Regions from separate parts of the Mus musculus genome. Here all the other regions are linked to region 4. A link is a loop called in an ENCODE intact Hi-C map of the cell type or tissue named here. Cell type or tissue: left cerebral cortex. All regions are shown on one strand. Links, peaks and the distances in the headings refer to the core of each region. The heading gives the core; the rest is flanking DNA.

Region 1 (6,063 bases), core at 860-4,859, 120 kb after region 4:
GGATGGAGCACAGAAGGCTGTGACTACTAGGCAACCATATTACCAGCTGAGCCATGCCCCCAACCCTAAAGGTCAGGTCCCAACCATGAGGGCTGTGACTACCATGGCAATGAAGGGTATTCTGAACTCTAGTAGTTGTCTTGTCGAGTGTTCAGTGTATACTGGGATGTCCCAGCCTGCTTCCTAGATGATGGCTCATTTAGTACAAGCTGCCTCAGAGATTTCAAAAGCACCCTGAGAGAATGAGACTCAGCCGTCAGTCTCAACAGCTCACAATGGGGATTCTTCAGTCTCCCAAAGGGTTGTGATTCCTGGTTTCCTGTCATCCCGAGTGTCAGGGTGACCAAGAGCAAGGCTGAGTGGAACTGCTTGCGTATGCTGATGCAGGCCTGGTTCTTATGGTCTGGTCTCTATTACTTACTAGGAATTAGACACCAAACAGTACGATAACTTCTGTGAGTCTTAATATCTTTAGTTGTAAATATCTTACTTGGAAGGCTGTTGTTAAAACCAAGAAGGACCATTGTGTAAAACTCTGAAATTTCTCAAAGATCACATAAATCTTAGTAAATATAACTGTGACAGTTTCCCAACCAAAACACTGCTGCCACTCCTGTGACTTTAGTTAATAAGTGAATACATGGATACATGTGCTAGATTAGTGGCAAGTATATACACTACCAATCATAGTTAGACTCCTATATAATTTACTGATAGATACTAAAACACAACAAAATTATCCTTAGCCATGCTTAAAAGAAGCAGGCTATTTATTGTTCGAAATTGTGGTCAATAGAATATGATAAAAATAAACCTGATTTCCTGTCAAGATAAAAACAAACCCCACAGAACACTGTGTTCCTACATCAGCGTGTGTTCACACCGAGATCCCTGTACGCAGTACTGGTTGTCTCTAAGTCTTCCTCAGCATTAATGATAGTGCAGTTTTTAATGTTAGCACCTAAAACCTCATTTCCATATAACAAAGTACATCGGTACCAAATGTTTCCTCTTTCCTTAACTCTCCATGAAAGTTTTTGGTTTCCCGCTAAAAAGTGACATTGAGAAATTCCTTTATAGCTTTCTTGTCTTGGTTTGTTTTATTTTAGTAGGAATGATATAGTTTAAGGTAGGGAGATCGCACAGCAGGTAAGAGAGCTTAGCTATACAAGTATTGAGGACTAAGTTCAGATTGCCAGAACCGTGTAAAAAGCTAACTATGCTCACACATGAACACCTGTCACCTCAGAGTCTATATGGCTGTCGGGTGTCATTAGGGCTTGCTGGCCCAGCCTAGCTCCAGGTCCATTGGGAGACCCCGCCTCGAGGGAATAAGGCAGAACATCACAGAGCAGAGCACCAGATATCCGTCCCTGGTTGTGCTCATGTAACTTCGCATGCACATGAGCATACACACACACACACACACACACACACACACACACACACACTCAAAATGGAATGATAAACTTGGACCAATGTAGTCAACTGGGCTGATAAAGCTCCTTGTGATGTGTTTGGGGAGGGTGTGAAGGCATGCGTGTGTGCACACGCCTGCATGGGCTTGTGGGAGGCTAATCTCAGGTGTCCTTACTCAGTTGCTGCACACCTTCAGACAGGTCTTTCCATTGGCTTCAGTCAGTACAGCCTCCTCAATTCTGGGATCACTAGCATGTACTGCCACACCCGCCACACCCGTGATTTTCTGTAGGCTCTGGGGATCGAACTCAAGACCTCCCGCTTCCAAGGCAAATGTTATACTGACTGAGCCATCTCTCCAGCTTATTTTTCCCTTCCTTTTCCTCTTGCCTCTTTCTTTTCCTTCCTTCCCTCACCCCTCTATACCATCCTGCCCCCTTTCTTACTTTTTCCCTAGATACTGAGGTTTGAATTTGGAGCCTTGTTCATGCCAGACAAGCGCTGAATTAACTGAGCGATGTGCCCAGCACCAGGAAGCTTCTCTGATTCCGGAATCTCTAATGAAGTATTACTATGTTTCATTTCTAATAACCCAAGCTGAGAAAACCACAAATGAAAAAAAAGAGAGAGCTTGATTATTATCTTTTTTCTCAGCTGTCTAACAATCTGGCAATGAAAACCTCATTTGACGGAGAAAGGCTTCCTATCTGCAAACAGATCAGACTTGGGAAACACTGCAACAGACAACCCAGCCCCCACCCCATGCTTTGTGTAGGTCAAAAATTACGTTAACTGTTAGCTGGTTTGCACGATTCTCAAGACTCTCTTTTAGGCTGGCTGCTACATGAGAAAATACGGTGTGTTGTTGAGTTCTCCATTTTGATATACTCAAAGCTGGTAAGTAGAAAACACAAGCTTCCTACTTCCCACAAATCCATTCTGGGAGCTGAATAATTTATTACCCTCTCAGGAAAAAGGACCCTGCTGTCAGGGTTCCAGCTTCTACTTTCTGCTCCCTCCCATGATCCTCCTCTCTTCTTCATCTCCTGGGGAGCTGCAACAGAGGACGCTGCTTTCTTGGCATGCTCTTGTTTATTTGTGGGCGTGTGGACTGGTATCTAGGAAACTTTCCAAGGAGCACAGTCATGCACGGTATGGAAACCACATGCATACACCACACCCTGCTCCCCGCACAGCAGCGTCTCTGGAGAAGTTTCTGTTGACTAAATCTCTTCTGTATCTCCTGGCTGTCCTCTAGATGTGGTCCCGATTGCTTTTTGTTGTTCGTGGTGTTTGTGTTGATTTTTACATACTTTTCTGTTTATAAAGTAACACGTGAAATATCTATGTCTATCTCACCATCCTGTCCAGTAGGGTAGCGTCTGGTCACATGCGATTATTTAAATTTAAATTAATTAAAATGAACTTAAACTAACAAAAACTCAGTTACATGCTCAAACACAGTAAGGGTAGAGCGTGTCGGACTGGACTGGAAAGCCCAGAGAACGGCTTCTGCCCAGGGGAGGAGCCACACTGTAGAGCAGGCTAACTTACCTTCTCTCCATAGTTCTACTGTATCATACAGGGTCCTTTGCTCTTACTATAAGTGCTCCATTGTGTTCTACTGCTTGGATGGTCCTTAATTCACTTATCTACGGATAAATATATAGATTGCTTCTATTTTCCCTGTTTTGAAAACAATTTGACTCTTTTTTTTGCATATTTGCCTTCGTATACTTATCTAAATGTTGAAAATTGGAATTGGTCTACATTGTCCAATTTTGGTTCATATTTCCAAGCTACCCTTTAGCAACTGTATCAAATGACTGTAATTCCTTTGGCCTGCTGTGAGTCACTGAACTTTGCCATTTAAACTAGAGCCATTAGAATACTTACCCTGTCCCTTACTGGGTAATCACGAGATACAAGTAATATAAACATACTAATACTTTAAAAATAAAACATCAAGGCCATGTATGGTATTTATATTAATTTGTATGATAGTTGTAAGGACAGGGGTGGGAACCACGAATATGTTGTTATCTAGTTTAACACAAAAGAAAGAATAGTTGTGGAGATCGGGGTAAGATTGCGGCCCAGGAGATTTCCTTATGGGGTAGAGCCTGTGGCTCCAGAATCATTGTGATTGTAGGCATAGGCATTTGCTAATAGGAAGGCAGAACTCTCCAAGGACACTGAGAGAAGTGAGGTGACTTTGGTTTTGGTGTTAGAATGGAGAGAATGAGATGACAGACCATCCAACTATTCTGTTCTTTCTATACACAACACAAGACTCCAGAGACATGAAATGAACTAGTGGGGCTCATTCCTAGCAGGTGGTGGAACCCAATACCCCGACTTCTTACTGTCTAGTCGGGGTCTCCTTTAGGGTCCCCCTCCCACCACCCCACCCCCATTTTGAAGGGTACAGTCAGGAGATGATTTTACTGTCTTGAACGTGAAAGTCATGCTGGTGTTGGGTAACTGACATTTACTTAGTCTATTCTTGAAACGAATACTTAATGAAGGCTAGCGAGGCACGTGGAAGTCGGACCTCACAATGCTGCTTACCAGTCACTTGAAACGGCAGCAGGAATCCTAGAACTGTCCATGCTGACTCTGGGGCCAAACGACAAATCGCATCTGCTCCTTACAAATGGCAGCCACGCCATGTCACCTTCCTTAGGAAGACGCTCTGTTTTTAGTTCACCTCGAATTTTAGTTCCCTTTAAAAATAGGAAATCAAATGACTAGGCAGCCTTAAGTTATGCAGGAGATTAGGAGTAGCCTGTAAAACCAGCCAGATGTCCAGGACCTCCAGGCTCTGTCTGAAATGGCCTCAGAATCCCTTCCAGGGAGGCTGTAACTGCTAGACTTCTTCATGGTCCCTCTTTTCATTGGAATGTTCAACTTTAAAATTACTTTCTATTTGTTCTGTAAGAATTTCACATATACACATAACATATTTGATATTTTCATTTCCTACTCTTCCCTTTACCTCCCTCCAGATAGATCTGTCCTCACTCCTCCCCCCACCCCAGCTTGTGTCTTTTTTTTTTTAAATAACTTTGGTCTAATTTGTGCTGCTCATATACTCATGCATGTGGGGCCTTCCACTGATGTGTGGTTGACCAGTCAGGCACCATAGCCTTAAAGAAAACTGAGTCTCTTACCCACAGAAGCCCTCATCTGTCAACAGTACCTCAGCTAGAGGTGGGGACCACACTCTGTACATCTCCAGGGGTTGACTTAACTGGAGGGGCAAAGGATGAAGAAATCACAAACACACAGACACGTAGGCAGAGAAAACCTGGGATGGGGTGGTCTGCGCTCTCTGATGGAGAAGCTGCAGCATCATGGGGGCTCAGCATGATTATTTATATAAGGGAGGCAGGCATTAAGTAGAGAGGCAGGGTGATTGCACATGGCTGAATAAGGAGGCAAGTTTGGCTAATCTTGGTAGGAACAGTTTCTGTAGTAGAGCAGTCGTAGGTCATAATCATGGGAGTGGGGAAGCTACAGGTGGGCATTGTCTGTATATATTATCAACAACCACACTGAGACCAGAGGGATGTTCTGCTATCTGGCTGAGCCTTGCCCAGGGAAGGCTTCGACACTTCCAAGGTTCCTTTGAGGCTCCTTGACACGGCTGTGGCCACGTCAACAATGTCAGATGGGGGACTGTGAGTCCTCCCGACTCTGTGCTGGACTGGCTTGATCTTGTGCAGGTCTTATGCAGGCAGTCTTTGCTACAGTGAGTTCATGAGTGCAACAGTCTGGTCATGTTCCGAAGACATGATTTCACTGCAGTCTTCCTTGACCGCTGGCTCTTTTCTACGTCCTTTCCACGGTTGGTCCCTGAGCCTTGAGGGAAGTTGGAGTATGATACAGATGTCCCACATGTGACTGAGCATGACACAGACATCTGTTCTTTACACCTTTACTAGCCGTGAATTGTTTTACAGGTCCACTAGCTGCTAGAAATTGATCTTCCAATCTCATTTATTCATTTATTTAGCATCCATATGTCCTAAATTATAGCTGAGCTCTTAACCCCGGAGCTGTCAGAACCCCTCCAGGGAATCCTGTGCTGAAATCAAAGAGAGAGTGCCTGGCTTTTGCAGGAAACCAAAGGCCTCTGAGGTTTCTGGATGGAGAGCAGCTTCTATGACTCCTGCTGAGGAAGGCTTTGCATGCACAGCAGTACTTGGTCTTAAACTTGCTAATATTTTCAACTATAAAGCAGTAGAAAACGAGGTAACAGAATGCTTTGTTCCACCAGACCAAGGTGAAAATATGTCACCGTGGAATATTAATTTTTATATAAAATTAAAAAGTTAAAAAAATTTGGGGGCATTTAATTTGATAAATTGCTCATTATTTCAGATTTATCTTTTTTAAATATCTTTTCAGTTTTAGAAACACATACTTAGAGTTGGTTTGATGGCTCAGTGAGCAAAGACAGTGACTGCCAAGCCTGATGTGGGAGAAGGAGAGAGGGTTTCCACAGGGTTTCCTCTGCCATAGGTGTGTGGGACAATCACACACACACACACACACACACACACACACACACACACACGCAAGGGAGGGAGTTTGAAAACCCGAATAGTTATAATATTTTCCCAATATCAGTGCTTCCTT
Region 2 (6,063 bases), core at 343-4,342, 81 kb after region 4:
TAAATAACTAAATTGGCTTCCAGAAGATTTTATTCTTTGACCACGTTCACCTCACACCTAGGTTGAATAGATGCCACTGGTTCTGGGCACTTGGGCGGTCTTCCTATATGTAAATCTGCCTGTTATTTTCTCCATTGCTAGCTAAGGATTTAGCTTACACATCTTCTTAGACGTTATTTCTTTTAACACAACTCCTCATTTCTGACTTTGCCAATTACCCAGAGATCTTTAAGAGTAGACATATTGCTTTTGTTTTGTTTGTTTATTGTGTTTTTTAATTGCCCGTGTGTCAGTTCTGGCTCATCATCAAAAACAACAAAACAACAACAACAAAACAACAACAACAACAAAACAACAAAAAACAAAAGACAAAAAAAAAAAAACCCCAAACTATGTAATACTGACTTTTATAAAATTAGCTCTTATCAGAAGCTAATGTTAGAAGCTGGGCGTGGTGGCGCACGCCTTTAATCCCTGCACTCGGGAGGCAGAGGCAGGTGGATTTCTGAGTTCGAGGCCAGCCTGGTCTACAAAGTGAGTTCCAGGACAGCCAAGGCTGTCCAGAGAAACCCTGTCCCGAAAAAAAGAAACAACAACAACAGCAACAAAAAGAAGCTAATGTTAGTAGCTCAGTTTCAGAAAATGGTGGTTGGAGATAGAGTTCCCAGATATAGCCATTTGTAAGTATTGTGTCCGTGGTACATTGCAGAACTTAGGTCAAACAGTCCCCTCTGAGGGCGTGATGTTCTGCTTACTCTACTCTGAGAACGTCCATCCCTTCAGGAGGAGGTTTTACTCTCCTGGTTGACAGAGCTCCCCTTATGAAATTTTGCAGCAGAATTCATTGACCTGCTTGTTTGCATTTTGATAGAGAAAAAAGACTCACTTGAGCTAACCTTATCCCATAGTAGACATTTATTATCATACATGTATATATTAATATATGTTATTTCTACTGTTAAGAGAATATTTTGAGGTAATGCAAAATATAAAGAAATATTTAAAGCACTTACATTTTATAGCCAAGTTGAGAAAGAGTATGGCCCACTGAAACTTCTGAGTGGTTTCTATGTCTGTCCAGTTTTGTCCTAGGGGAGGGAAATGGTTGGTGACAGTGGATGACTTTGATTCGCTCTTTATTGCTGTGACAAAACACCATGACCAAAACAAACTTGGAGAGGAAAGGGTTAATCCAGGATGAGAGTTTAGATATGTGTCTCCAGTACTTTAGGGACTTAGATATTCTTGGTACTCAGAAAGAATTAGTATCTAAGAAGTGTGTATGGTCAAGTCTTCATGGTTACATATTCTTTGGGAGATCTAATGCCTTACAGACAGTGACTCACAGCAGCTCTGAGATAATGCCATCCTAAAGTATTTCTGTGGCAGCACACATTCTCCAGGGTTTGGGCAGATGTTGAAATGATGCCGATATTCAGGTAGTACTGAGAAATTTTCTTGGTTGTTATCTAAGCTTCTTTTCCCGTTTGTGACAAAATACTCTGACAAAAAACAACTCAAAGGAGAAAGGGTTGATTCCTGCCCACGGTTCTGTGGTACAGTCAGAGAAGTCAAGACAGCAGGAGCTTGAAGCAACTGTTCACAATAAGTCAACAATAAGGTACAGAGGACAGTGAATACTAGTCTCACCATGTTTATCTATGGTCCATTACACAGTTCAGGATCCCAGCCTAGGGAATGGTGCAGCCCACAGTTAAGATGCTGTTTCCTACCTCAATTAACGTAATCAAGAAAATCCCTTACAGGCAGGACCAGACCTGTCTCCCGGGTGATTCTAGATTCTGTCTAGTTGACAATTAACACTAACAATCACAATATTGATTATGTGTTTTTAGGTTGTGTCCTGAATTGTGCTTGAAATCAATTCATGTATCAATATGAGATCCAATATTCATTTAGCTGAAATTTTAGATCTATAGAATTCGAACTTTCATGATTTTTGACACTCCCTTGATTTTATTATTAGACCTCACTTATTAACAATTCTGTTAAGAGACACGTGACATGAATTTATCATAAAGATCACCTTTATTTAGATATATTTATATGTCGGGAATTTCATGCATGTGCAAAAATATATTTTTCTTCTTTATAAGCATTTTTGGTAAGAATAATTTTAAAATTAATCACTCGGTGGAATTAAAAACATTCATATCGTTGTGTAGCCATCCCCACAAACATCTTACTCCCTGTCTGTAAACTTTACCAAGAAGTAACTCCTTATTCACCTTCCCTCACCCCCTGACTACCCACACTTTACTGCCCGTCTTTGTGGTTTTGGCTGTCTAAGTGAAATCATAGAGTATGTGTCCTTTTGTGATAGGCTTGTTTCACTTAGCATACTGTCTCCGAGGTTCATTCATCTTGTGTCAGAATGCCTTTCCCATTTAAGCCTGAATAATACCCTATTGTGTGTATTTACTACATTTTGTTTATCCATTCATCGGCTGATGGATGAGCCCTGGTTGCTTCCATGTTGTGGCTGTTGTGAACACTGCTGCTATTGAACACGAGTACACGATTTTCTCTCTCTGAGGATGTTTTCGTTCCTTTTTGGCTCTGTATCCAAAAAGGGAATTTTTTTTTCTTGGATCTTTTCTGGCTGCTGATTCTATTTTTAATTTCTTCCAGAACTGCCACATTGTTTCCTACAGGGCTGGGTTGCTTCATACTTATGTTAACATAAAGGTTCTGATATTTCTACACCCTCATGCTTTCGCTTGCTTGTTTGTTTGTTGGGGAGGTAGTCTCTTCTAGCTTTGGTGAGCGTTTCCCTAATGGTTGCTGATGTTTGATAATGCTTTGTGGATTTATTAGCCATTTTATACCTTCTTTGGAGAAATATATATTTTAGTTCTTTGCTCATTTTTAAAATTGGGTTGTTTTTGTTTTTGTGTCCTTAAGTTTTCTGTATGTTCTATTTGTTGATCCTTTTTCATATACATTATTTATTGGTATTTCTCTTGCTGTTTTTTGTGTTGATACTGGGTGGGTTTTTTGTTTGTTTGTTTGTTTGTTTGTTTACAAATGTTTTAAGTTTTTGTGAAGCCCAGTTTGTCTATTTTTTTCTTTATAAGTCCTTGAAGAATAAAACCCAGTGCTATTTGACTCAAGTGACTGCTTTATAATCTGAGTTTGGGACAATGTTCTTCCTGCACGCCAGGTTTCTGTTGTAATGGAAACCTTGCTGCATTTAGATATGGATACATCTCGGCACATTTTGACGAAGTTTGTTAAGTGCGAGGCATTTCCTCCTTTAAAGCATCCTTTGGGAAACCTGACTGAGAAGTGCTGAGGCTGCTCTTTTCAGGTGAGAAGACACTGAGCTTAGGAGCTGCAGCTGTTGGGAGTGTGTGTGTGGGCGGGGCGGGGGGGGGGGCATAAAGGGTGAGCTCATGCTGATTCACTTTTTGCCAGAATACTTTGGTCAATGCAAATTTAACGGAGCCAACCATCCCCTTCTCCCCTTAAACTGTCAGCTAGCATATCCCTCTGATTCTTATAGATAGGGCTAATTGTTTTCTTTAGAAATTTCATATCATAAACATGAGCTATGTCAGTTGCTCTTCATTACCTCCCAGAGGATGAAAACAAACTCCTATTTCTGAAGACACTAAACACTTTGGACACAGGATTCTGAGGATCCAAACTTGATCTACCCTGAAAATCTCCTTCCCCTCTGGTCTATCTTTCATGGTACCAGAACCACCACAGAAACCTCTAAGGGAGGGAAGCAACCCTCGAAGGGACCCTGCCCATCAACGACAACTATGAACCACAAGAACCAGAGTGGCACAGTATTCCAAAGGGTATAATAGTGGTGCTCATGTCTTGGTAGTAACCTTCAGCTATTTACCTGAATGTAAGATCTGATCAACAAGAGGAAAACCACGCCTGGTCCTGGAAACCTAGTCAACTACCTCAGGCTAGTAAAATAATGAACCTTGGAGAAGAACCTACAACTGTCACTTGACTCAACCAGCATTATCCACATCTACATTTTAAATATTTATCCTTATACACAGAGATAAGTAATATGTTTCACCTTAAAGAAAGAACAGATGGAGACCATTAGAGGAAACTACAACTGATACAAATGCAGACAATAAGTGATTGTATGGAGCCCATCTCCAACCAATAGATCTACAACACAACTCCGGTATCTAAGTTTCAGGGATCATAGCAGACAAGGAAACAGAAAGACTGTAGGAGCTAGGAAATCAGGAAGGTTGCTGCGAGACTGCATCTCCCAGAAATGTCACAGAGGCTGCACTCTTGAAGTCTCATCAACGCAGCTGTCTAAACAAGACTTAAACAAGTATGATATCAATACACATGTTAAGAAGGAAAGGGGAGGGCTCATGGGGCCCCAGCTCTAGACAAAAACCTACAGGTGACTAAGGAATTCTGAGGTCAGGAGAAATCGTCTTCCCCAGGGAAGACTCTCCAATTGGTTATCTAATTACTAAGTGGTCAGTCCTGAAATCATATATGTACAAGTAATATTCTGTGGACTGTTTAGATCGCATTTATATTTTGAGATACACACACATACACACATCCCACAACTACAATTAAAGAGAAAGAGGTAGTCAATTTGAGAATGAGCAAGGCAGAATACATAGGAAGAATAGGAGAGAAGAAAGGGAAGGGGAAATGATGTAATTGTATTCTAATTTTAAAAAATCACATCAATTTTCACATTGAAGGAGGGAAACTGTAGCCTTCCAGCTACTGGTGTTCTATTATATGTTAAAAGAATGAAATAGAACCCTTACCACATAGAATCAGGTTATTATAGATCACCCCCAAATTATTTTTTAAAAAATTGAAGCAGCTGACTGTTACAAATATTCCATATCACTCATTTAACTGGCAGGCAAAATAGCATTTCTTGCTGAAGAAACTCAAAGGACCTCCAGGAGGCATGTCAGCTCCTGAATCATTCAGAACTGTTAGCAACGTCAGGATCACGGCAAAGTGTGCGATAAACAGAAGCCACAGCGAGCAGACTGTATCTGAGATTCTTTTGTAGCTGCTGTAAATGACTAAGTGGGAACAAAAGTAGCTGTGTCATGTGATGGATCTGACTGCGATGTGGTGCATGAGTCAAAAGGAGACAGACATAGGTTACTGAGAAGGCCCCGCTGTTTCTGATTGCCACATCAATTATGAGAAACTACTGCCTACAGGGGAAAGACATGAAAAATGGAAACGTTGGGTGCACAGTCATCTTCCATGCCACCAAACTGCTGGTGAATGCCGCGAGTTGCTCCCCTGTGTGGGGCGTGGCTACAGGCTTAGCTGAGTCGCAGAGTAAGAGAGCAGCTCAGATTGTGACCTCCTGGAAACTGCAGCTTCCTCTTTCTCTCCGCAGCCCAGCTCAGGTGGTGGCAAGTGGAGAGAGCAGCCAGCTGGCGGACTTTGCTTTCAGGCCCTAGCATGCCGATGGCATAGGTGAGAGACTGTGAGTCGGTCTTTGAGTGGTATCCAGGCTGTGGTCCTTGATGTTCCTGACATTAAGACAAGCCCTAAATTCAAAATATAAATCTTTTTGTTGCCTTTGATGAATGGAAGAGCTGCCAAAGTGTCTGGTGGAATTCAAACCATAGTCTTCTAAGGTTGATAGAAGAGCTATTGTACTCTTTGTAGAGATTTGAAGTCATTAGCTCCTAATCAGAAGACCTATTGTAGCTATGTGTTTTTATTAAACAATGAATGAATTAATTTATTAAAAAACAAGAATCCAGTGGAAGAGAGCTTATGCCTCGTGCTTTTATATCTTCCAATATAAACACAACATCCTTGAGCTTGTACTATCTATCTAGTACTTAAAATATGTGTGGTATTTTTCTTTGAAGGTCTAGGTATATATGATCCTCAGTGCTCTATGGATATTTTTCAAAATACCAGTTCATCTTGGAGCAAAGTCTGATTCAATCGGACATTAACTTTTGATTTAGATGTCTGATTGGGTTGAAATGCTTTACTGTTTCATGAACTTGATAGATTTAGAGCAAAACCACAGTAAGATGTTTGAAA
Region 3 (6,063 bases), core at 1,082-5,081, 93 kb after region 4:
AGCTCTGCCTGTCACTATGTCTATCTTAAGATGAGTGTTTTACAAATCCAGTCTTTCTCAAGACATTTTTCTCAAATAAGAGAAAAGTGGCTGCCTACTACTTAAAGGTGACTTTGTCAGCTTGGGGTGGGAGCAAAAGTGATGAGCATCCATCTCGTCGTGACCCACATACACACTGATGATGGGGCGGGCTTTGTGGCCGACTGCCTCACATAGCCAAGTGAATCTCGGTGACAAGGACTTATTTCTGTCCTGGAAGAAAGAAAACACGAGACTAGCCTAGCCAGGTTGGCTATCTGTTCTTCAGAAAATCTGGGAGAAGGGGCCGAGGGAGAATCGTGATTTATGAAGCACAGTATTGCGATGGAAGATGCCATCGCAACACTGATGCGTGGCTGAGGGGAAAAGCATAATTTCCACACAGGCTATCTGAGTGAGGGGCGGGTGTAATCAGCCATGTGTCTGTGGGAGGACATTAAAACATAGAAAGGGGCCGTTAGCTCCAGGGCGAGCCTTTAAACTGTGTCGGTCTGTCCCAGCCTGCTTGTCAACATGTCCCCTTCCCAGGTGCGCTTGATGTTCTCTTTACCTAAGATGACCCATGACAGAACAGTGTCACTCCCAGGAGTCCCAGAAAACATAGGGTCGGTGGGTGAGAAGGCACAGGAAGAGGCGCAGGTCGTGGCTCTGGAGATTTCGCTTGGAGCCTCAGCCACTGTCTCTTCCATCCCTCAGTTCAATGTATACTACCAAGTCGCCAGCAGCAATTAGACTTAAAATTGTTCATTTCCTATCTGTGGACCCTGTAAGATCCAGGGAGGCAGGAAGGCATCCTGATGCAAAGCCAGATGAGTTAGAACCTCATCCCTCTAGGTAGGTGGGGCGTTTAATTAAGCAGATTACTAACATTCGTCTTGTGCTTTCTTTGCAGAGACCATTCTACTATCCTAGACTCAGGTATAAGGTGTACTTCTTGAGTTTGTTTGTTTTCCTTAATGCAATCAAATTATGAGACAAAAATTGAAATAGTCTAGAAGATGCGTTTTTCCTTTCTAAATGTCGATATGAATGGGCTCTGTGACAAGTGGTTATCAGAATAGAAGAGAAGGAAATGAAAGGGAAGGAGAAAAAAAGGACCGTTTGTTAGGTCAGAATTGATGGGATCACGCCTAACACAATCGCCTCTACCTCTGTTTTGTAAGATGCGACATGTAGCACGCAGACGTGTTAATGTGACTAAATTAGCCCCGTGGAGCAAGCAGGGAGTGGAAGGCTGCGTTCAAGCTTACGGTGGGTTCATGCAATCACGAGACTGATTCTCACATCATGGAATACAGACATGAGAGGAACAGTTTCTTGAGGAAAGAGGGAACACACAAGCCCATTTAGTCAGACAGCTTTGACAGCTAGCACACCGTGACCCTTACTCTATCTGGCCTCAGACATGCTTGGTTTGTGGGGAGTACCGTCCTGGTTCTGAGCGGTGGCTGACTGTCTTCTGTCCACAGAGCACTTGTTTCCTTAGGCGTCCGTGTTTTGGCAACTATCTCCTTTGCCCAGTTCACACTCGGCACTGCCTGTTTACAAAAGCCCTGCCTGTGACTGCAGCCTGTGACATATACAATGGCTTCCAAATAGGGACTGGGTAGCAGCCCTCACTTGGGAGTTAGGTCACCGAGCACCTAAGCTGCTGCACAGCCCTGCCAGCTTGGAGCAGCTGACACTGGCCTTTATCTTGTTTGGCTACAAGCGGAAAGCCAGGGTGGGGAGCAGAGGAGGAGGAGCCAGAGGCTTAATCCTGAAGGGACCTTAGGAACCAAGCAAGCATTTATAGTGAGTACAGTTGGTAGGTTCCCACTTTTCTGCTTCTTATTTAAGAGAGGGAAATTACAGGAGAAAGGAGATGGGCAATCTGAGGGCTGGACAGCTCGGGTCTTTGCGTTTTGATTTTCCCTAAGAAGGCCGCCCTCATCTAAACATATGCAAATGCATCCTGGGAACCTCAAAAGTGTTTGGACTGCTAGAGAGATACCAGAACCAGTCCTTATTAAGCAATCCGTGGTGCATTGTCTTCTGTCTTCACGGGATAGTAAGTAGAGTAAGGTAGGGAAAACTCTCACACAAATTAATAAGGAAAGACTTAAGGTTGCCACTTCTTTCTGCCTTTGTGCTTCATATACTGCCTCTCCTTTAGTTGCACGGAAAAGGGAGGATTTGATGGATGCTATTTTTAACAGGAGCCGGGATAAAAGGAGGTATTATCTCTAATGCTGGGAAGGAAGGTGACCACAGACAAACATTTGGTGATGGGAGGGAGGGAGAGGCCCTTGGGTTTCAAATGCTGATTGATCAGTCTTCTGTCTTCTTGGAGTCAGTTGCAGCTCGGTGGATACCTGTATGCTCTTGGGCTGATGCTCTCACTTGTACTGTTGTGACCTGTTGTCTAGTGGCGTTTTCTTTTCTAACATCTCTGTGACTAGAAGGCCTCTTTTCCTTTATGAAGTGACTCATGAAGGAAAAGCATAGAACTTGCAGCACCTAGAAGTAGAAAATCGTGCCCCACTGTTTGTGTTGAAGTGGAATATGTTTCAAAAGTAACCAGGATAAGGGCAGGAAGCTCCACCCGAGGATCACTACCGTGGTCTCTGCGTGTCGAAGCTGTTGCCTTGGATTACATACGTTTATCTTTTCCATCGGATGTGATTTTTACGAAAACCAGGGAGCGTAGCCATGGCTGCTGCTCTGCTGCAATGTGAACTGTCAGAATTGAAAATCAAACGTTCATATTAATTGCTTCCCACGAGCCATGTGATTGATTCACTTATAGCACGTCCCTCGCTTGCTAAGCGTTTGACACATGCACTCATTTCTCAGTGGCAAAAGTATTCGTAAGGAAAAGTACACAACAGAAACTCAAGTGTGAGCTCAGCAAAGCTCGCTTCATCTACATGCCCGGGCTACACGGGAAAGTTCCTTCCTTTCAGTTGGATTAGTTGAACATTTGTCACGGGAGAATCTTGCTTTGAAGTTTGCCTTTCAGGGCTTCCTAGCCCTCTCCGGAGTAATGCACATTTGGTCCTCCCCAGACACCTTTCTGTCTAGTGTTCCTATTGTTTTGGGCCCCACACAAGAACCATGTCTATGTCACTAGTCTCGAGGGGACGGTTCCTAGAGGGGAGCCCTTGTCATGTTCATTCTCCTGAGAAAAATTATCAACGCCAACTATGCTTTAGAAATTATCTTTCTTAGTAATAATTTTTTTCCTATGAACTATGAGAAGCCAGTTGATTCTATTTGTGTGCTTTAGTGTAACGGAGAGCCACTATGTCGTAGTTACACATGATAAGAATAGAAAAGAAAGAGTAATGGCTGTGAAATCCCTGGATCTCTCACTATGAGCAGTCTCACATTCTTCTCTAGTTCGGTCCCTTCATTCTGCAGCTGAGGAAACTAAGTCTGAGAGGCACTGAGTGCTTGCCCTGTACTTACTTGTGTGTAGCCTGACAGCACATATGGAAATGTGGGATAAGACAGTTCTGTGATCGGGTGAGCTGAGTCATTGATAAATCTGTAGTTTAAGGTAGGATATGAATCACTTGCTTTAGGAATCTGACGAAACTGCCCGTCAGTAAGTGCCATACAGGGTCTTGGGCATGTAGGTGACTCTATGCATCTGAGGCAGCTCAGGGCACAGCAGCCCGACTCCTAGTTGACCTTTGGCACAGTCAAGTTTTTGAGACAATCATTGTTACATCAGTGCATTCTCCATTTGTAACCAGTTTTACCACCTTGAACAAGAAGGCTTCGTTAACCTTTGTTATCGGATTTCTTTTTCTGAGACTTGATATTTGTCCCTTAGAAAGCAGTGAACTGATTAATAATTCAGATGTGTTCGGGGAAGTCAGAGTCAGCACCTGTGTGATACTGGGGTATGGCTTGGGAAGCACCGAGGTAGCTCAGAAGGGATTGGATGCCTTCTGTTAAAGTTTGTTATACTTGAGATTTTTATTAGTTAAGGCTAGTATTGTTATCATTTAATAAAATTTAAACACAAGATGGTTGAAAATCTGAGGGATGTATTTCTCCCTCCTGCCTGTCACCAGGGGACTTCCTAAGGCAGGCAGCAAAGGGGGCCAGCCAACTTAATGAGATGCGCTTTGCCTTTTGCAAACCACCTTGCTTCTGAAGGGTCACTGATAAACTTTACTTAGCTCAATACACTCCAGGTGTCCCAGCACTTGGACGCTAGAAGCAAGATGATCAGAACTTTAAAGTCAGTTTTGAATACATAAGCCTGACATGAGTGTGTGCTACATGGGTCCTTGTGAGGGTGGGGGAGGAGAGTGCGGGAGAGGGAGTGGGGAGGGGATCAGAGAGCAGAGAGCAGAGAGCAGAGGGAGAAACAAGGAAGTCAGGAGAGGGGTTGTAGAGCAGTACCTGAAGAGTACTTAAGAAATGCCGAGGACCCACCCCACTCTTAAGCATTTTGTCAGTTCCGTAGATCTAGTTGTTTCCCATGCTCATTAGGTGTGGATGGTTACAGGTTGGTCATGCTGGGAGCTGTCTTGATTTTTTCCCCCTTCTATATTGATAGATAAGAATAACTTTATTTTTGTTACAGTGTTGGCTGATTTTATTTATTTATTTATTTATTTATTTATTTATTTATTTATTTAACTTGAAACAAGTTAGAGTCATCTGGGAAGACAGAACCTCAATTGAGAAAATGCTTTGATCAGATTGTTCTGTGGGCAAGTCTCTCTCTCTTCTTCCTTCCTTTCTTTCTTTCTTTCTTTCTTTCTTTCTTTCTTTCTTTCTTTCTTTCTTTCTTTCTTTCTCTCTCTCTCTCTCTCTCTCTCTCTTTCTGCCATGTGTTATTGTACAGTTTCTATTTTTAAAAAATGATTATTTTATTTATTTACATGTCAAATGTTGTCCCCCAGTCTCCCCTCTGCAGACCTCCGTCTCTCTGTCTCCCTTTTGCCTCTAAGATGGTGTTCCCCCACCCACCCACTCACCCACTCCTGCCTCACCCCTCTAGATTCTCCCTTCTCTGGGGCGTTAAGCCTCCAGAGGACCCAGTGCCTCCCCTCCCACTCATGCCAGAGAAGGCAGTCCTCTGCTACATAAATATTGGAGCCATGGACCCACCCGTGTATACCCTTTGGTTGGTTGTAGTCTTTTTCTTGAATAATGATTAATGTTGGGAGGGCTCAGTGCCCTATGGGTGGTGCCACCCTTAGGCTGGCGATCCTGGGCTGCGTAAGAGAGCAGGGGGATATGAAGCAAGCCTGTAAGCGGTACTCTTCCATGGCCTCTGCTTCAGTTCAGATCCTGCCTCCAGGTGCCTGGACTGAGTTTCTGCCCTGACTTCCTGTCATGGTAGACTATGACCTCTGAGGTGAAATAGGTCTTTCCTGCAGTTTCTGCCCCAGACTGCTTTGGTAATGGCCTTTGTTATAGCAAAACGGAAGCAAAGGCAGCTGCTAAGTGAATATTAAGAATCTGACAAAATGTGTGAGCTGCTTTCTGATAATCACATTAACTTTCTGAACTTTTGATCAGTTACTTGTCAGTAATGGAAGTATAACTTGAATGTACTAAACAAACAGACAAACAAAAACACCACCACAACCTTGTAAAATACAGAGAAATCCATTAGCCTTGAATACAAGCTGTTCCCAGGGCTGAAATAGCACCCATTTATTATAAAACATAAGAGCCAAAGGGTATTTTATGCTAGACCACTTTCAGAAGAGCATGATCGTTGTTAGTAACTAACCTTTATCCTCAAAAGTAAACTTAGTTCACCATGATATGCAGCTGTTAATCTCACCTTTTTACTGGTAACTATGTATCAGAACAGCTTATTACTCTTAAAATTCCAAATTCCTCAGAAAATTTCAACATAACTGGGTATTATATTAATGTAACCTGGGCGTGATGTTAATTAATCAGTATTAATTAGAGCTTTATGGTAGAATCTCTTTTTCAAGAAACTAACATTTTGGAATTGCTACATGTTATTTATATCTATCATCTCTGTCGTCTGTCTGTCTGCTT
Region 4 (6,063 bases), core at 1,428-5,427:
AAGACCAAATTGACTGATCTAATAGAATTACACAGACACAGAAAACACTTAGAGTGTGCACTGGGAAGGCAGCTCAGCTGGGCAGACCCACTTTTAATCACTTTCCAAGGTACTACTTCCTCTTAGCTCCCATTCACTGGTTAGAACCAGTCTCCAGCCAACCTAAGTGGCACTAGGAGGTACCTACAAAAGTGACTTTTGGTATTAGTGAGTGACCCACCACAGTCTGTCCTGCTGACTTTTCTTTTCTCCCGTCTTCTCTGAAGAAAATACCTTTGTTGTCTCCCACAAAGAACATGTATCCCAGGTGATCTACCTAATATGCCCTGTACTCTGTATTTACACAAAAGCCTAGAAATTCATGAGTGTATGCATGTATGCACATGTATGTGGGTGTGTGTGCATGTATGTGGATGTGTGTGCACACATACATGTGCGTGGTTGCCCATATGAGTGCATGTGGAGGCCAGAGGCCAGTGTCAAGTATCTTTATATACTCTGCTTTATTTGTCTGAGACAGAGCTTCTCTCTGGCCCTGGCACTCACCATTAGGCTACATTTTTTAGATAGGAAGACTTTGGGATCCCTTTTTCTTCCCTATCCCAGCTCTTGGGAGACAGGTACAGGCTTTTAGGTGAATGCCAGGGAATCCAAAATCATGTCGTCCTGTCTGTTCACAAATGGTTTTACCCATAGTCACTCTCATTTCTTGAGAGTGAAAAGTCATCTCTGAAAGGAGCAGAAAGACAATACCTGCTGTGTCATGTGGTCTCCACTTGTTTTTTCTTTTTTTTTTTCAATACATTTCAGAGTTAGAGACACTTATCCAGCTGTTTTAATTCCACTTAAAATGATATCGTGTGCTGGAGAGCTGTCTCAGCAGTTAAAAGCATGGACTGCTCTTCCAGAGGACACAGGTTCCATTCTTAGCACCCAGCTCACCACTGTCTGTTATTACAGTTTCAGGGGATCTAATGCCCTCTTCTGGTATCTGTGGGCACCAGACACATGGTGCACACATATACATGTAGGCAAAGCACCTATGCACATGAAAAAGAAATAAAGTCATCAATACGCTGAAAAAAGTGATTTCTCACAAGTTATTTTTCAGGCCTTCCTTCTCTCTAATTTTTCAGTGTGAGGGTCTTGCTTCACTTCCCTCCTCTGACCATAGTTCTGTTCTCAAGAAGTGACGTATCTGTACCTTGTTGCCCAAAGCTGTAGTGTGGCCTCTGAAACGATCCCCTGCCCTTTAGCCTTCCTTGATCTCCTCTGCAGTGGGTGTTGTCTGCTTGGCCTTCTTCAGTCACTGGGTGACCTTGGCTGTTTCCCAAACATTTGATCCTAGAGCTTAGAATTGAGTGCTAATGGCACAAGTGTGTTAACAGTGACATTCCTAAATGCTGGCACTTCTGTTTTCCAACAGGCCATTTGTGGTGGTCTGATAAGAGTGGCCCCCATAGGCTCCTATGTTTGAATGCCTGGTCATCAGGGAGTGGCACTGCTTGACAAGGATTAGGAGATGTGGCCTTTTGGGAGGAAGTGTGTCACTGAGGGTGGGCTTTGAGGTTTCAAAAGCCCAAGCCAGTCCCAGTGTCTGTCTCTTCCTGCTGCCTATGGATCCAGATGTAGTTTAGCTAGCCTAGAATGTCAAAAATCTGACTTGATGTCAGATTTCCTGAGATGTCTGATCTTTCTCACCATGCCTAGAATCTGGAAAGGGAAACTATGGACATTTTCTCATTCTGAGAAACTGTGTTCAGGTGTGATTGAGAGAAAATGTGGATTTGTCTGTCTTAGGCTGACTTATTTTGCTAAATGTCATGATCTGTAAGTTCTTCCCACTTTCCCTGCAAATGACATAATTTCATTCTCCTTATGACTGGGTAAAATGACATTCTCTTTTATCTGTCTGTCCTGTTGGCCTGCCCTCTTCTCTTTATGGAACCTTCTCTGCAAAGGCTAATCTTGTTCTAGCTCTATGGCTTTCACCCTATTTATTTCTGGAGGCCTAAGAGTTTTTCAGGGAGGCCAGCAGTACTCTATAGCAGGCAGGGTTAATAATTATGCCAAGAAGGGTCCAACAGTCTTGACTCTGGGCCTCTTCACCCCTGCCCCAGTGAAGGAAGCCCAGCTTTGCTCTGTAACATAAAGGAAAAAAAAATTTAAATATTATTAGCAAACCATGATTATTATCTAAGTCTATCCTCCCTCAGACGAAACCCCTGAGCCCCAGAGAGGCTACTAACCCTGAATACACAGAAGGAGCTCTCGGAGGAAATACCATCACTGGTAGATTTCCTGAGCCCCAGGTCGGTGCTCTGGGCTTTGCAGTGGTTCCATGCTGACCTCTCAATGTGTGAGTACCATGTGGTCTAAGATAAGGGAGTCAAGCTCTGTTGTGCTGCTGAGTGTATACACAGGTTTTACTCTTGTTCTTCCCTTCCTTGTTCCTTATTAGGAAAAGCAAGAGCAATCATGACTTCACATCCAAGGCAGGGCTGCTCTGTGGAAGGCTGGATAGTGGCACCTCTTCTGATTTTATCAGTTTTTCTTTACAGGAGGCTGCCTGAGTTCCTTCAGAGCCTCCCCTCCAACCCCACCACCCCCTGTGCTGCTGATTAAGAGAAGTATGGGACAATTAAGAGATGATTGGACAATATAATTGTCTCATTCTGTATTAGGTTTCGGAATTTTGTGCTTTCTCAGAGCTGTAGAGACAGAATGGATGTAGGTCAGCTTGGCTGTGCCTTTCTCTGTCAGTGGCCTGCAAGCCTTAGATGAGTGAGATGGGTAGCTGGTCCACGGTTAGCTCTCCTCAGGGTCACAACATGATGCTTGTTTATGCTTCACACTGGAAAGAAAGGACTGATTTCTTTGGATTTCCTTTCCTTTCACTAACTGGAGAAATCCTCCTGGAGTCTTGTTTTAATGTGCCTGTCAGAGGTCCAGTGGGGGAGGGGAGAGAGTAATAGCCTCCTTGGTAGGCAGTCTTACAGCCTCAAAAAGAACAAAACAAACCCCAAGGGTTGTGAGTGGCAGTCACAAGAAACTTCTACAGGTCTTCCACTTGTTCCAGATTTTAACCCCAGAAGATACTTGCCTTTTGGCCATGTGTAGGAAGAGTTCTCTGTCAGATAGGGGAAGGGTCTCTAGGATCCAACCTCTTTTCACTGCTCCTGAAGGTTAAGTGGTAGCGAGTTCTCCAGCAGCAGGCTCTGTGGGGTGGTGTCTACCCGAGAACACCCTCAGGGCAGACCTAGCTGGCGGAGGCTTTGCCCATGTTCTGACGATTATTAGTCTGTGCACTTTAGAATTAGACTCACTTGGTCAGCTGTTTATTACATTTTAAATTGTTTCAAAATCCATGCTTTGTTCTTTTTCTCTTTGTCAGATGAACTAAACCTCTTTTTAATAACTTTTAAAGAGGTATCGTTACTAGCCAGGGAGAAGAGCGATCAAATTGCCTGATAGGGAACCATGAATACGAGTTTGTATTTTCTGAGTACTGAATCGACATTCCACTTGCACCTTTATTCTCTCAATGTAGAGCAGCAAACGAAGAGGTAATTTTTATTTTGTTTTCTAAAATTATTCTAAGAAATCCCCTTTTAAACTTACAGATTTTAGTCCAATGAGGAGCCCTGTTTCTTTGGACTGCATTTTGCATATTGTCTGCTTCTTACAGGGCTTTTGTATTGTCTCAGGCTCCACTGGAAATGCAGCAAGGATTCCTAGCACATCCCAGTTGCCATAGCAACAGCAGCCTTTCCCATAATGAGCTGCATCATCTGAACTGATGTCACAGCATCATGCAGCAGGTCAAACAAGGCATCTCCTAGTATTGCATCCTACAGATGTGCTGTAAACATCAAAAGGCGACGTTGGGAGCAGGAGATGGTGAGTGTTAAACGTTTGGGCCTTAATTGCGACGCTGTTTTGTTGGTTAGTCTGTGGCGTCTACTAAGGCAGGGATGGGGGGATGTTGTCTGCTTAAAATGGACTGGAGAAAGAAGGGTTGTTTTGCCTAATTCTGTTTTCAGGCTGCTGTGTTAAGACAAAGGCCTGTGAGAGTCGCATAAAAATCAAAATGCAAAGATTTCTTGCTCCGTCTCCGCCTGTTATTTTTAGTATTCTCATGAATTAAAAAAAAAAAGCACAGAAAATTTTCTATTGCAAAAGCCTAAATAAGCTCTGAAATGTGTAGTTCATTGTATTTTAACATTGTAAAGATATGTTTCTTTTTTTATGAGGCAGGGCTAATTGGTCCCATTTGCTTCTGTGATTTATGAAATATTTAGTGACTTGCAGAACGGAATTCAGTATTTACCTCCATTGGGTTTCAGATTCTTCATGGCAAGGAATGAGTGCTGAATAAGCATTTGACATAACCTTATGTGTATGTGAAAGGGGATTCTCTTGCATGTTCAAGAAATAATTTGTTAAAAACATTAAGACTGAAACCAGATGAAATTATCTATGCCTTTTGATTTGTGTGGAATCTCTTCAATTCATGTCCTCCATAGTTAAGAGGCTGAAGCTGGAGTTGCTTCCAGGCTGGTTTGTAACTGAGAGAGGAGCAAGTCTCCCCTCTGCGGCAGTTACAGTCAAGGATAACCCGGGAGAGAGACTCTGGAAAGGCCAGTGGCGCTGCCGCCCGCCCGCCCGCGGGCTCATGCTTAACTCTAGCCCCAACCCAGTGTGATGGATAAATGTCAGGGGCCTTGATGCTTGTTAGGAATGCAAATCTCTGGACCCGGAACCTCAACTCAATTCCAAAGCTCCAGATAAACATACGATGTTTACGTTTAATCCAGGGCTTGCTTTTAAGAATCGTTACTATTTTATTTGCTAAAAACCAGTCTAACAGGTCAGTATGGAACAGGGTATCATTGCCTTTTGTTTTGGGAAATGAAATGAATTTCCTTGGTGCAACTGATTGCTACTGGGGGAGAGAAAGCACATGCCCGTTCAGTTGTTCAATCTGCCGGCTTACAGTCAGGGAGTGGTCCTGTGTTTCAGTGCAGTCGAGCTGATAGTTTTTATTTATACAGTCTTACTGGAAAGAATAGCACCCCCTGAGTTGCTTGTAATTAGTTAAGATTGCTGGAGCCTAAACAGTTTAGATGGAGCCTAAAACAGATATTTCAGAGGAAGCCGGAAAAGCAACATCTCCAGCCAGCTTGCGTTGATTTTTCTCTCCTATGGAGTTGGGCACAGCGGTCCCATTAGGCACAGGCACTAGGCGGAGTGGTACAGCTCGGGGTTTAATTAGTTTGTTTACCCCACACCACACACATGCTACTCCCAGTCTTTTAAGCTTATATTGCTCGCGTGCAGCTATATGGGATGGAAGAGGTCAATTCGGCCTGGCCTTCCCACGAGCAATTAGTAGTATGGATGCTCACTGCCTGCTTTTTGTGTGTGTGACGCATAGTATGAACAGAGAGCTCTGCTGGGACCGTTGGGTGTGAACGCAGCCAAGTCAGAAGCTCTCAGGTAAAAGGGAGGAGAAAGGCCTTAATGGGGGAAGGGAAAGTAGTTAGAACCCCTTGAAGTACTGCTCCCGAGAAGCGACATGAAAAGACTTGTTCAGTGACACAAATTGCTAGGAGTGAAACAGAAGGCAGCGGTTTAGTGGGTTTTCTCCTGGTTTAATTCTCCCCCCTTTTGTCTAACAGTGCTCTCCGCTGCTTCCTCCTGGGTGAAACGTATGGTTACTGGAAGTCACGGAGGCCAGATTCCTTAAGGGCAGTGTTAGAAAAGTGAAGTCATGCTTTGAGGGTGGAGAAGGGCACTGGCGGGTGTGGACTGCCACGCTAGCGGAACATCCGCCCAGCGCAGGCAAACCTGTCATCCTCCCAACCCCCACAACATGCAGCCACAGTTCCTCAACTTTATGCTTTTGTGCTTTTTTTGCTCCAGGAGAACAAAGCCCTGATAGCAAGAGCTGTCACCCAGGGTTCTGTTTCTTGGAGGACCACAGCCTGTGCTGCACTCTGCACTCTGATTAGCTGTGCCTTAATTACTAGCTAAGGCTATTTCAGTTGCGGTAGTTTTAAT
Region 5 (6,063 bases), core at 1,574-5,573, 75 kb after region 4:
ATTGCTCTACACTTTCTTAGTTAAGCATAGCTAAGCAACTAATACCAAGTGCTTCACAGAGCCAAAGAACCTGTAGACTTAAAATGGCATATGAAATTTTTCCATTGAGATCTAGGGTAATAAATAATTATGAAAACTGGATCTAAGAACAGTAAGGATATCCATATATATCCAAATGTATTATATCATTATAGGGATATATATCCTTAATATATGTACAAATAATCATATATAGCTATATAATATATATATATACATTATGTGTGTATATGTACAGACAGTCTCAGGAAAAAAATAGTTATGTCTAAAGCTTTCAGGGTTGCACTAAATTTTGAAAGATATGGGCAGGACATATGGAAACTATGAAAGATTTTGAAGGGTCCTGAGACTCATGAGGTTTAAGAGCAGTTTCTTTGCCCCCCTGGGGTTGATCTGGCACGTGGGGCAAACAATTAGTTTGGTGGAATCTTCCTGGAATGTCACTCCAACACCAGTGAGAGCAGAGGTGTCACCAGAAGCCAGGAGGGCTGAAAGGTTTTGATGCTGGGTCTAGTCTGAATTCTCAATTTATGTTTTAAAAACACAAAATGAGGGGGGGGGGGGAGAGTCAGCAAGACTTCACAGAAGTGTACCTGGCAGTCACCAGGTTGTTAAGGGCAATGACCCACTGTTTGGCTATTTCTCCAGGTCATTTTGCCCCCAGGTAGCAAGTGAAGTCGTGCTTAGCATATAGGCAGTGTAAGCAGTGCTGGGACTAAGTCACTGAATAAAGCGATAAAGCAGTATCGAATACTTGCTTTTTTCTACCTTACCTACGTCATTACCATAATTTAGAACAGAGGGGAAGAGAGGACAGTGTGGAGAGAATTTCAATAGGAGTTGTGAACTCTGATCCAAGCAAAGGATGTGGTCAAGTCAGGACCCTCTGCAAGCGGAAGTGGGAGCGGTATCCCACCGTCTCCCTTTGACACTTCTGGCTGTGTTTCCCTATAGTTCAGTCACAAGCCAAAGGAGGCTGTTCAGAGACTCTACAGGCAATGGATCTGCACACTCAGTGCATGTTATTAATTAATTAATTAATTAATTAATCAATTTGTGTGTGTGTGTGTGTGTGTGTGTGTGTGTGTGTGTGTGTGCTCGTGAGCGTGCGCACTTGTGTATGCACATGTATACGGGGATGTGTGTGCCACCAAGTGCCTGTGGAGGTCAGTGGACAATTTGTGGAACTCAGTTCCCGCCTCCCACTGTGGGCTCCAGGGATGGCTCAGGTCAACAGGGTTGGTGGCAGGCTCCTTGATCTCTTAGCCACATGGCTGGTCTAGAACAAGTCATTTTAAATACCTTCCCCCTGCTTGTAATTGTTTTCTATGATAATCACGTAACTAGTCAGCCATGGCAATTGTTCTCTTTATTTACCTTTAAATTCTACAACAGCTTTAATTACCATTTTATAAAGATTAAGTTCCAACGGTAACACTTTTGAAATTCAGCGAAATATGTCACATTTCATCTATAACTTTGCATTTGCCAAGTGAAATTTATACTTTACAGCTCGCACTGTGTACCATGGTTTTACATTTTAAACATGAGCTTCAAACCCCAAGTATCCATACACAATGACATAATTGACAGAGCTCCTGTTTACGTTCTTCCTATGTTGTTTGCAAACAACCGTTTAAATGGAATTCTGGAGGCTCTGCGGAAGGAAGGACTCCCATCTGCCAGGACCCTACAACTGAGCCTGCCGCCAAGTCAGAGAAGTGTTGGGATTCACACTGGAACTGGAGGCTGTCTGAACTGACTCCTCTATGGAGTACAATGTTATAAGAAGTAAATTTCAGGAAAAGAGAGGAAGCAGAGGGAACACAGTCAGAGCAGTTGGAAGTTGATGTACGTGCGAAAATTCTGGCAATTCTGACTTTAGAGTTTTGGCTATGGTGTTAATAAAGGACAGGTTGTGTTTTGGTTGATTTATTGTTATTTAAAAATTCTCCACAAATGATGTATTCATTGTATGCATGACAGACACAAAGCCAGGGAAAGGAAAGAGGGTTGGCTGCCCCGATGTTGAGTTCCCACTCCCCCCCCCCCCTCCGAGTTCTTCCTTGTCTGTTTGCATGAAACTGTCAAGTCAGCTAGCTTCGTACTCACTCCATGGATTATGTCGTATTAGACGTACATGTACTTGAAGTGAGTGAAGTGAGTGTGAGTGACTATAACCGAGAGAAAAGTCTATGTAATCCTACACACTAAGTGAAATAAGTGAAAGCCACAGCAGCCTGCAGTCTTGCAGCAAATGCCATGCTGCGATCAGTGTGTACCATCCTTCATTGGTACTTGCTTCTTCTGGATGCCTGCACCCTTCACTCAAGAGTCTCCATTGAAGTCTCTTCCTGTTTTTCTTGCTTCCATCCTGGCCCCCCTTACACCCCCCCCCCCCCCCCGGCCACTTCTGTTTTCTTTACTAGACTAGGAAAGAATTTGTTCTGGGAACTTTTAGTAATCTATGGAAAAGGTTGTTAAAAGGCTTTATGTCAGAAATGCAGTTGCTTGGTAACTTAGCCTTCTGCCAAGTTTATGTTCAGAGAGTTAAACAAACGATGTAGACCCCCACTGTTCTCAGGCCTGGCCAGCATCAGCTGTGTGGCTCATCTATGTCCAAGCAACTCTCCAAATGGGCACAGAAAGGAGCCCAGCTTCTGCAGTGCAAGGAAGGGAAGTTGATCCTACCTGGTCAGGCCTGACGCAGGAACTAGGGAGACTGCCTGGAACAGAAGTGCTGGCAAGCTCGCAGGGCTCCTAAACCTGGCAATAAATGAGTGCTGGTAAGGTCTGGGATTCTCTCTGGTTTTGCTTTTTCCCGCATTCCCCCTTCTGATAGCTCTGTCATTCTTGCTGCATTTTCTAACAATTTTGTGAAAACCAGTAGTTGTAGATGTTAAACCTTCCTAGCAAATGACACCAGGAACAACAGTGTAGAGCCCACCTATCTTGGTCAACCTCTAATACTACGCACATCCACACAATGACACACTCCTCAAGATTGTGCATTAGAAGGCATAACATTAGAACAAAGAGGAGGTAGGTTGGATCTGGATGAAATGTTCGATTTTAAGGTCAAACAGGAACTCAGGCACCAAAAATATCTAGCATTCCACAGGGTCTCCTTTCTAAATAGTATGTAGAACAATATCACATTGGACTTTTTCTGGAGGTGAGTGTGTATGTGAGGGAGTCTGTGAGGGAGTGTGTGTGTGTGTGGTATGTCTCTGTGTGTGTGTGAGTGTTGTGTGTGGCTATGTGAGTGTGTATGAGTGTGTGGGTTTATGTGCATGCATGCAAGCCTCTGTGTGTGTATGTGTACATGTGGTATGTTTGTATGTTTGTGTGTCTCTGTGTAAATGTGTGTATGTGTGGGTATTGTGTTTGTGTGTGTATGTGTATGAATGTATATGTGTGTGTATGTATGTGCACATGAGTGTGTTTTATGTGTGTGTGTGTGTGTGCATGCGCCTAGGAATTCTATTATATGCACAAATTATCAGCTCTATAATTCATAGCACTGTAACACAGAAGAAGACAGAAGCTGTCATGGCTGAATAAAATTACTGTTTGACGCAGCGTGGTGAGCACTTGAGAGTAGGTGGCTGAGCAGAATTTTCTTTAAGACTGGCTGGATGTGAGCCAGGATTATGCAAGTGGAGATGAACAGGGAAGGAAGGGGGAAAAAACAAAAGTCTATTGAAAGTCATAATTAAAATTTTAAGGAGCCTTCAAATGTTACATTGTCTTGTAAAATTCTCCATTGTATTATTTGCCTGTTATGTCAATTGATTTAAATTGGTCTAGAGCCTTGAAAGGAATAGGTTCCAGGTTAAAGAGAATCTTTACTAAATCACCTTCAGTGTTTAGAGTTATAGGATGGGTTGGAATACTAATTTTATATATGGTAAGCTTTTTAAATTGTTTCTTGGTAGCCAAAGAATCTCTTCTTATTCAAAAATGATCAACAATTAAACTATTTTCTTTAAAAAAAATAGCAGCGCTATGTACTTGAGCATTTGCCAGAACCAATGAGTCTTCCCTCGGTTGTTAACACGGCCGAGCCCATCTGCTCACTGCTGGCAAGGCGATGCTCAGAAAGCAGCAGCTGGGAGAAAATCAGGTTTCTTCAAGAGCTGGTTCCTGAGAACAGGAAGGGCCATTGTCTCTCTAAATAAGACTGTCTTTGGGAACCCAAATACGTGAAAGGGCTTACATAAGGAAAGAAAGGAGGACAGATACTGACAGGGTCTTCATCCTTTCTTGGAGCCAGTTTCTGTAATTGTTGATGTAAATGTGTTACTTTTCAGCAAAGTTAGACCTCACACTAACTTACACGCTTCATGTTAGCTCCTGGCAGGACTAAAGAAGAAAGGGAACATTGTATCCGAGAGTTACAAAATGTTCTAAGCTTTAGAAATCTAAAGATGATTTCACAGTTAACACTAGTCACTTAGATTTTACAGGGGCAGGCAGAGGGAAAGACAACGCCCAGGGAATCAATGGGTGCCTTACTGGAGGAGGGGGGTGGGGGAGGTGGGATTGTGGGGTGGGGGTGGGGTTCAGAGGTTCCTTTCCACTTTGAAACTGTTTCTTCTAAAAAGACTCTTCTTACATGCTAAACACACTTCCCATATTGACTGTCTGTCCTCTTCTAAACAGACAAAGCAGCAAATAGCATAAAAGGAAATAAAATTCTGTTTTCAAAACAATGTCAGCTTCTCCCTCAGTCCTCTTGTTCATGTAGGAGAGTTTTAGGAGGTTATTATGATGATGAAAACATAATTTTAACTGCTAAAAGGCAAATATTTAAAATTCTGTGAAAAAGCTGGCCCAATTAAATTCTCCATAGATACACTGCATTAGTAGTTATTTTTGTTAGATTTTTACTTGTACAATGTTCTTTAGGACTTCTTTTTAGTTTAAATATTCTAAAGAATAAAATAATATGAATGAGATGCACTAAATCACTTTATTCTTCATATGATGAATTCATGTATAAATGCAGAGTGTATCTATACTCACCCATGCATAGTTTTAGTTAATGTCAATTTTTATCTAAGCAGTTGATTTACAACTCTGCATATATGGTAGAGGCTTGTCTATAAGCTTCGATATGAAGCTGGACGTCTTGTTTGTTTGTTGTGAGACAGGATCTCTTTACCTAGCCCTGGCTTTCCTGGAACTTTTATAGAACAGGCTGACCTTGAACTAACAGAGCTCTGCCTGCCCCTGCCCCTGCCCCTGCCCCTGCCCCTGCCCCTGCCCCTGCCCCTGCCCCTGCCCCTGCCCCTGCCCCTGCCCCTGCCCCTGCCCCTGCCCCTGCCCCTGCCCCTGCCTCCTGAGAAATCTGGAGTTCTCTGGAGGCTTTTACTTCCCAGGGAACATTCAGTGGTATCTACAGACACTTCTGATTGTCACGACTGCAGAAGTGGGTGAATATTCCTTGCACATAGTAGGCAGAGACCACAGCAGCTGAGCACTCCATAGTGCTGACGTGACAAAGAATGGTTTGAGCCAAATTTTAACAGTGTCAAGGTTGAGAAACTCTGTTGTTGGATAAAGAGGCTGTTTATTAATAGAATATGAAAGATAAATGTAAACATCCAGTAGGTATATATTGACCAAATTTCCAAGTTAAGGGTAGGTTACTCCTTCCTACAGCTATATTTTGTGTCTTAGAAAAGAGATCCTCTATTCTAATTTTTCTGGAGAAGGATATACTCCAAGCAATAAGAACTTAGAATTCTACTTAAATTACAGAAATAAAGAATAAATATTTAAAGTAATCCAAAGAAAATCAACAAAATGAAGGAAACATGTGGATATCAGAGAAGCACTGCATCATTGACCTATATCCCAGACCAATTTTTAAAAGAACAGTATGTTAATACATTGGGGGAAATCCACAAAAATCCATATTTATGGACTTCTATGAATGGAGAGGCTATAAAAACCCAAGCAGACAGGTAACAAGGAACAATGTCAGACCTGTAACAAGTCTTCAAATTCGTTTCAGAT

Evidence for each region. A loop is a pair of places that touch in the nucleus more often than their neighbours do. Peaks named below come from ENCODE experiments on the same cell type or tissue, not always from the same donor. Only the 100,000 strongest peaks of a DNase experiment are listed, where the experiment ranks them.
Region 1: a loop joins it to region 4, with 2.3 times the contacts of the local background. A loop is called at or near these places in 2 of 42 quality-filtered maps.
Region 2: it touches region 4 in a loop (4-fold over the local background); 7 of 42 quality-filtered maps call a loop at or near these places.
Region 3: a loop joins it to region 4, with 1.9 times the contacts of the local background. A loop is called at or near these places in 5 of 42 quality-filtered maps.
Region 5: a loop joins it to region 4, with 3 times the contacts of the local background. A loop is called at or near these places in 5 of 42 quality-filtered maps.

The regions. Positions count from the first base shown.
Region 1 is chr12:52,816,276-52,822,338 of GRCm38, forward strand. All of the region lies in intron 2 of Akap6 (A kinase (PRKA) anchor protein 6), which reads left to right. It overlaps Gm51971 (a long non-coding RNA gene), which reads left to right. Exons shown (of 2, transcript XR_003950181.1): 1 at 1-2,316. Among named protein-coding and RNA genes, the nearest start is that of Gm51971, 21 kb to the left of the region's middle. In left cerebral cortex, for the core only: no CTCF peak of the experiment used is centred there; a DNase peak (open chromatin) is centred at 2,524; H3K27ac peaks cover 404 bases.
Region 2 is chr12:52,777,912-52,783,974 of GRCm38, forward strand. All of the region lies in intron 1 of Akap6 (A kinase (PRKA) anchor protein 6), which reads left to right. Among named protein-coding and RNA genes, the nearest start is that of Gm51971, 18 kb to the right of the region's middle. In left cerebral cortex, for the core only: no CTCF peak of the experiment used is centred there; DNase peaks (open chromatin) are centred at 2,564 and 3,307; H3K27ac peaks cover 632 bases.
Region 3 is chr12:52,788,952-52,795,014 of GRCm38, forward strand. The region is part of intron 1 of Akap6 (A kinase (PRKA) anchor protein 6); the gene reads left to right. Among named protein-coding and RNA genes, the nearest start is that of Gm51971, 6.7 kb to the right of the region's middle. In left cerebral cortex, for the core only: no CTCF peak of the experiment used is centred there; a DNase peak (open chromatin) is centred at 3,563.
Region 4 is chr12:52,695,543-52,701,605 of GRCm38, forward strand. Akap6 (A kinase (PRKA) anchor protein 6) reads left to right here and starts at 3,841. Exons shown (of 14, transcript NM_198111.2): 1 at 3,841-3,900. In left cerebral cortex, for the core only: no CTCF peak of the experiment used is centred there; DNase peaks (open chromatin) are centred at 3,765, 4,590, 4,996, 5,271 and 1 more place; H3K4me3 peaks cover 2,279 bases; H3K27ac peaks cover 2,317 bases.
Region 5 is chr12:52,770,407-52,776,469 of GRCm38, forward strand. The region is part of intron 1 of Akap6 (A kinase (PRKA) anchor protein 6); the gene reads left to right. Among named protein-coding and RNA genes, the nearest start is that of Gm51971, 25 kb to the right of the region's middle. In left cerebral cortex, for the core only: no CTCF peak of the experiment used is centred there; DNase peaks (open chromatin) are centred at 1,781, 2,804, 3,336, 3,654 and 1 more place; H3K27ac peaks cover 2,349 bases.